Regions from separate parts of the Homo sapiens genome. Here region 1 is linked to region 2. Evidence: chromatin contacts called from ENCODE Hi-C or POLR2A ChIA-PET data. All regions are on one chromosome and are shown on one strand. The core of a region is the stretch at or near the end of the contact, and the rest is flanking DNA. Distances in the headings are between cores, read along the strand shown. Region 1 overlaps MCF2L2 (MCF.2 cell line derived transforming sequence-like 2). Region 2 overlaps MCF2L2 (MCF.2 cell line derived transforming sequence-like 2).

The links. Hi-C counts contacts between places; a loop is a spot of excess contacts on that map. ChIA-PET counts read pairs that join two places held with the same protein, here RNA polymerase II (POLR2A). Pooled maps may share reads with other maps.
Region 1: a pooled map shows a loop between it and region 2 (1.9-fold over the local background). The contact joins two enhancer-like sites. A Hi-C loop is called at or near these places in 1 of 168 maps with a recorded cell type or tissue (naive thymus-derived CD4-positive, alpha-beta T cell) and 5 of 50 pooled maps. POLR2A ChIA-PET finds 5 or more read pairs at or near these places in 2 of 52 experiments (activated T-cell and activated naive CD4-positive, alpha-beta T cell).

Annotation. Positions count from the first base shown.
Region 1 is chr3:183,369,465-183,372,950 of GRCh38, forward strand. The region is part of intron 3 of MCF2L2 (MCF.2 cell line derived transforming sequence-like 2); the gene reads right to left. Among named protein-coding and RNA genes, the nearest start is that of MCF2L2, 57 kb to the right of the region's middle. Within about 2 kb of position 1,492, at least 10 of the 41 ENCODE cell types and tissues checked have a DNase peak (open chromatin) inside an H3K27ac peak, as active enhancers do.
Region 2 is chr3:183,209,265-183,212,863 of GRCh38, forward strand. The region is part of intron 22 of MCF2L2 (MCF.2 cell line derived transforming sequence-like 2); the gene reads right to left. Among named protein-coding and RNA genes, the nearest start is that of B3GNT5, 42 kb to the right of the region's middle. Within about 2 kb of position 2,295, at least 13 of the 41 ENCODE cell types and tissues checked have a DNase peak (open chromatin) inside an H3K27ac peak, as active enhancers do.

The DNA.
Region 1 (3,486 bases), core at 242-2,741, 160 kb after region 2:
TGCTAATGCTGCCATTTTTTTGTACATGAGACCCATGAAGGGGCAAGAAGCTCAATTGTGTGTGTGCACGTTTCTCCTTGTATAAATATTCAGACTCTTCCTATAGCTTACTGAAGTATATTTGGCCACCCTGCTCAACATAAATTCCTGTTCCCTCTAGACCCTCTCTTGAAGAGTCCATTTCCAGCTTCTGGCAGGAGGCTATGCTTCCCAGCCTGTCAGAATGGTCACCCTGCAGGTTGGAACTCTTTATGAGAAATAAAGCTCTCCTTTCCAAATTTATGAACCTCCTCATTCTTTAGTTGACAATAGTAAATAAATAGTAAAAAGTCAAGCCCTCTCTGGCTCATAGTCTTGGAAAACTTTCTTGATTGCATAATAAATGTTGAAGGGCGTGGCAAACAGTTGTCTACTCTACATCCAAAGTTTGATTTTAAAAAGGCAACATTCACAAATTTTATAGCTAATCGCTCACCCACTAACTTCTCCAACTTCATCTCAATTCTTCACTGTAACAACCCATATCACATAATAAATAGGAGAGGAGGCTGCTTGTTATGGTATGTGGCTATCATCTTTATAATTGATCATGAGAGTGGCAGGAGGCAGCCAAATGCCCAGGCAGATATGGGCAGGTCCCCGGTGAAACCCCCTCTCCAAGCCGAAGATAGTTTAAAGCCTGAAAGCCAAGCTACAAGTTAAATCCTCAGACCGGATTGAGAACTTGTCTTCCCATTTGTCGAGCTTTCCTGTGATGGATCCCCACCCCTCATGTATTTTACATATACCTACCCTTTCCTAATTGTTCTTCTACACTGTCGTGTGGAACCAGCAGATGCGGATGCAAGCTATAACACAGGTGAGCTGGGCCTCAGTAGTGTGGCCGAGCAATGCCCGGGTGGGGCATCGGGCAAGGCCCAGGGTCTCTGGCTTGCCAAGTGACCAAGAAGAAAAATCATGCATCAAGAATTCCACTAAGACCAAATTCCAGATGTTTACAATCATTAGCACTCATAAATTCAAGCAAAAGTTGTGTTTTGAATTTCTGAAGCAATCTAAATTGAAATGTCGAAAGATGGAACGTGGGTTTCTATCTGAACAAAACAGAATAGATGACGCAAAGGCAGAACAGTGAGGAGGTATTCTAAAACAATCACCCAGGCAAATGAACAAAGAAAAGCCATCATACACATATGAGGTCATTCCACTGGGAAGAAGTAACATCAGACCCCTAGTTTTTAAATAGAGAAGGACAAGAGCCTGGCATATTAACTTTGTTTCCTGCCCTTTACTACAATTTACTTAAATTCTCGTGACATGTAAGACTTACTTGCCAGTGCCACCATTTACTCTTAATAAAACCAAGGAGTGCCTTCTGATTTCAGGCCTCAGTTGGGTGCCCAAAATCTAGCCTCTCTGGTATCCTCCCTGAGGGCTCTGAAGCAAATCTACCCTCCTTGGGCAACACAGCTGCCCACATGACTGTACACTCTGGATTGACAAGTACACTCTGTACTCGTGACTGTACACTCTGGATGTACATCCTGATGAGTCAGATGAATGAATTCATCTCCCTGACCCTTTGAGTCACAGTTCCACAGCCAGTCCAGCGAAAACCACACCTCACCCCAGCTACTCCATCAAAGCAGCACTTTTGCTCGTTAATGTTGTTTAGACACTTGAAAAACAGTATTTTCCATTGCCTTCTGTGAACCCAAAAGTATCTGAGACAGGTCTCAATCAGTTTAGAAAGTTTATTTTGCCATGGGTAAGGTCGCACCTGTGACACAGCCTCAGGAGGTCTTGACAACAAGTGCCCAAGGTGCTGGAGGCACAGCTTGCTCTTATACATTTTAAGGAGACGTGAGACATCAATCTATACACGTAAGATGTCCATTAGTCATTCAGGAAAGGCAGGACAACTCCACGGGTGAGGGGGGTTTCCAGTTCATAGGTAGATAAGAGACAAAAGGTTGCAGTCTTTTGAGTCTCTGAGAAGCCTTTTTTTTTTTTTTTTTTTTGAGACGGAGTCTCACTGTGTCACCCAGGCTGTAGTGCAGTGGGGTGATCTCAGCTCACTGCAACCTCCGCCTCCTGGGTCCAAGCAATTCCCCTGTCTCAGCCTCCCAAGTAGCTGGGATTACAGGCTTATGCCACCAGGCCCAGATAATTTTTCTTTTTTTTTTTTTTTTAAGTAGAGATGGGGTTTCACCATGTTGGCCAGGCTGTTCTTGAACTCCTGACCTCAAGTGATTCACCCTCCTCAGCCTCCCAAAGTGCTGAGATTACAGGTGTAAGCCACCGCACCCGGCCTCTGATTAGCCTTTTACACAATACACAATTTACATGTGAGAAGAGGGTAGAGGAATAGTCACTTATGCCTCAGTTTGGCTTAGTGAAACAGGAGGGCAGAGGAAGCAATCAGATAGGCGTTTGTTTCACAGGGGCAGAGGGATAACTCTGAGTACTGTCCGTCTTTTTTCCACGAGGAATTCCTTGTGGGCAAATTGTGAGGGAGGTATATAGTATTTTTTATCTTTAGGGAGGTATATCGTTTTTTTTTTTTTATCTTTGTAGCTATCTTCTTTAGGAATAAAATGGGAGGCAGGTTTGTCTGATGCACTTCCCAGCTTCACTACCCTTTGGCTTAATGATTTGGGGGTCCTGAGATTTATTTTCCCTTCACACTTCATAATAGTAAGAGGCCCAGATTGCACTCACTTCTCTGACGAGGCTGGTTTCTAAAGCTGAGTAGTTATTATAATCCCACTGAGTCTTTCAATACAAAGGAGTAAGTCTCATCACAATTCACAGGCCAAATAATAACACTATTCTTCTCCTATTCCTTCCTAGAGTACTAATATCAGACCCCATTTTAGGCCACTTATCATAAAAAGAGGACACAACGAACACCAAAGACTATTCATCACACTGTATGTGAGGAAAATGAATGTAGAAAAATTACTCTAACTTAAATAGGTCCCTCAACAGATTCCGTATAGAAAAGTCCTTTAGAAATAGAAACAATCCCAGCCTGGCCAACATGGTGAAACCCCGTCTCTACTAAAAATACAAAAATTAACCGGGCATGGTGTCACGTGCCTGTAGTCTCAGCTACTCAGGAGGCTGAGGCAGGAGAATCACTTGAACCTGGGAGGCGGAGGTTGCAGTGAGCCGAGATTGCGCCACTGCACTCCAGCCTGGGCAACAGAATGAGACTCGGTCTCAAAAAAGAAAGAAAGAAAGAAAGAAATAGAAACAATAACAAAATTAACCATTGATATGAAATACTGCTCTTGTACCATCTAATAAAAGTACTTTCTCCAATCCGTTTCTAATAATGAACCCAGAACTGGAAGTTAAAATAAGGAAACTAAGTAGAGAAACACAGTGATAAATATCCATGCTTAGTTATACAAATGTTGATTTGTAGGACCAACAACTATGATTGAAACGCAGTTAAACTGTCCCATTCTTCAAGGACAT
Region 2 (3,599 bases), core at 1,045-3,544:
TAGTAAAGGCAACTGGTAGAAGTAGATACTTAATATTTGCCACATAAACAAATGTTATCAGCACAGGTTGAGCATCCATAATTTAAAAAATCTGAAATCCTCCAAAATCTGGAACTTTCTGAGAACCAGTATGACACTGGAGGTGAAAAATTCCATACCTGACCACATGTGATGGGTGGCAGTCAAAACACAGTCAAAATTTTGCTTCACGCACAAAATTATTTTTTATTTTTTATTTTTTTGAGACGGAGTCTTACTCTGTTGCCAAGGCTGCAGTAGAGTGGCACGACCTTGGCTCACCGCAACCTCTGTCTCCTGAGTTCAAGGGACTCTCCTGCCTCATCCTCCCGAGTAGCTTGGATTACAGGCGTGCATTACCATGCCCGGCTAATTTTTGTATTTTTAGTAGAGCCAGGGTTTCAGCATGTTGGCCAGGCTGGTCTCGAACTCCTGACCTCTGGTGATCTGCCCACCTCAGCCTCCCAAAGTGCTGGGATTACAGGCATAAGCCACTGCTCCCGGCCTTCATGCACTAAATTATTTAAAATATGTAAAATTACCTTCAGTCTATGTGTATAAGGTGTCATGAAACATAAATGAATTTCGTGTTTACACTTGGGTTCCATCTGCAACATAACTCAGTACGTATGCAAATACTCCAATCCTCCCCTAAAAAAAAAAAAACTCCAAAACACTTTTGGCCTCAAGCATTTTGGCTAAGGGATATTCAAACTTGTAGTTTCTATCTTACAATGTATTCACTCTCTACCTCATTTTAAACATTCGACGCATCTTACAGAAATATATACAGTATAGACAGATAGAAAATAACCGAGGGAATTAAGGTGAAGAAAAAATAAAGAAGTTGGGAGCTTGGCGCCTGCCTGTAGTCGCAACTACTTGGGAGGCTGAGGCAGGAGGATCACTTGAGTCCAGGAGTTTGAGGCCAGCCTGGGCAACATAGGGAGATCACCATCCCTAAATATAAAGACAATAAATCAGATGAACTGTTCCAGAAGGTGTAGAAGATAAAAGAAAAGATGAAGAGGTTATATGTAAAATGCATATAATAAAGCCATTTAAACTTGATGTAAACTTGGCTCTGACTTTCTAATAGCAATACAGAGGGAAACATGGTGAGTGGTACGATTTATTATGTCTGAAGACATACACAAACCGGTTGTTCAGGAAAAGCACAGCTATTCCTACTAAGACATAAGAAACATTTCTCCCAGTGATATGTTGTCACTGAGCAACATCCTCAACCACGCCCTATGATAGAAAGAGGAACATGTTTTAGGTAAAGCTGCTTGTAAGAACACATTTGGTCAGTGTGGAGGCTCAGCTGTCAAAGTAATTCTAGAAGAGGCTAGGATGATAGGGGAAGGGGGAATAAGTCGAGGTGTACACTCTCTAATGACTTGTGAAGATGGGGTGACGTGAGTTAAGGCATCCACAAGGCTATTGTAGAGGAAACAGCCCCAACCAGAAATGCTGAAGAGGCAGCCTCAGGCAGCAAGGTTTGTGCTTTATTACCTCTGAACTTTCCTCATCACCCCATCCACAGCCATGCTGCTGCACCTTCATAGGCAAGTAATCAGAGGATGTGAATCCAGAGAGGTACCAGCAGCTGACCATAGGGCCCCCAGCATAAAAACAATGTGCCAGGGTTGGGGGTTGGCAATGTGATCTCTCCCTGAACTGAAGAAAACAGGAGGAAGTGGTGACCAGCAGGAGACGGGGCTGTGAGATGCTTTAGGGGAAAGCAGGCAGTGGAATAAACGAGAAGGAAACAGAACTATGAAGAAGGTGAGTCATTAGAAATTATGAGGAAGAGGAAGAAACTGACGGAAGGGAAAAAAACAGTCAGTAGGTGGTAAGAGGGGGGGCGAGCAGGCATGTGGGTGCACTTGACATATACAGGCGGGTCACACAGGTAAGAACCCCGGCTCCCTCCCCAGGCCCAGGCCCCAGAGGTGCTGTGGATCCTGGGTTTGCTCAGTTCCCATCTCCGCGAACTTGGCTTTGCCATCGTGACTTCTTGAGAAGCTGCAGGTCAGCTTTCCAGTAAGCCCATTATTACTGGAAGTGACTCGGGGGGAGTCGCTGGGTCTTTCAAGTCTGGCAGAAACATATGGGCACATATCCTCTGGGTCATGTTGCACAAATGTTCTCAGGACCACACATATGACGGTATTGCCCATCTCCACGCCCAAGGTCCGATCTCCAGCGGGTGAGCACATGCCCTACACGGTGCTGACCAAGGGCAGGCACACACACTGTTCACTGTGCTGTGTGGAGCTGCTCCGCCTCCAACAGGAAGCTGCAGGGACATTCCCTGAGCAGGAGCAAGAATGACCTTTTCCGTCACGTGTACCTTTTCTTTCCAACTAGACTGTAGTTGATCTCAAGGTCGGAGACCACGTTGCACAACCTCTTTCAGATACGTGTTCACCAGTATTTATTTATTTATTGGCATTCCCTAGTATTTATTTATTTATTGGCATTTAGTGGTGCTTGGGAGTAGGGGACAGGAAACAAAATACTCATCACTGTGAGGGAATATTGATTTATCCAAGGAGTTCATTCAGCGACGCCCCTGTACTGGGTTGAATAGTGTTCCCCCAAAAACTCATGTCTATGAGACCCTCAAAATATGATCTTATTCGGAAAGAGGGTCTTTGCAGATACAATTGGTTAAGATGGGGTTGCCCTGGGTTAGGATGGGTCCAAATCCAATGACTGGTATCCTTATAAAAAAAGAAAACAAAGAAATGGAGACGCACGCTGAGGGAACAGCCATGCAAAGGCAGAGGCAGAAATTGGAGTGGCACAGCTGTCAGCCAAGGAACTCCAAGAATTGCCGGCAGTCACCAGAAGCTCAGACGAGGTAAGGAAGGATTCTTCCTGAGAGCCCTCAGAGGGAACGTGGGCCTGCTCTCACCTTGCCTTTGGACGTCTAGCCGTCAAAACTGTGAGGGAATAAATTTCTGTTGTTTTAAGTCACGTACTTTGTGGTTCCTTGCGACATCAGCCCTAGGAAACGAATATACTTCCAACTGTTTTCCACCAGTAACAAAGAAGTGTGGCCATGTCACACGGTGTGTGGAAGAACCTGATGGTTGTGAACTCAGAGATGGAACATAGCGGCTACCTCAAATGAGCGAGCGATAAGTTAGATGGCCTCCTCTGTACAAGAAGTGATAGCAAAATCAATTAGTAAATGCTACCACTTTCACACCTGGGCATTCTGCAGGTAAGAGCCCCGATACAAGGATTTCAAATGTGACTACATTGGCCAAATGAAGAGTCTGGCTGAGAGAGTGAATCTAGGGAAGCTGGCCTCAGCAAGAGCTTCTTTTGGGTGCCCGTGTTTCCATTCCAGGTAGTAAGAGTTAATATGACTGTCACAAACTTACTGCACAAAGAAGCAGGAAACATCTGTATAAATGCGTCCACACAGAGCCTGAGTCCAGAAATGAAAAGCAGAAGCTGTGGGAGCCTGTGATTACAATAGTCAGGGGCAAAGAGGTATCTTCCTTTCCAGCTTGAGCAGGTCCCCATATAACGTACCACTAGGGCTGTTTATTCGGCATCTG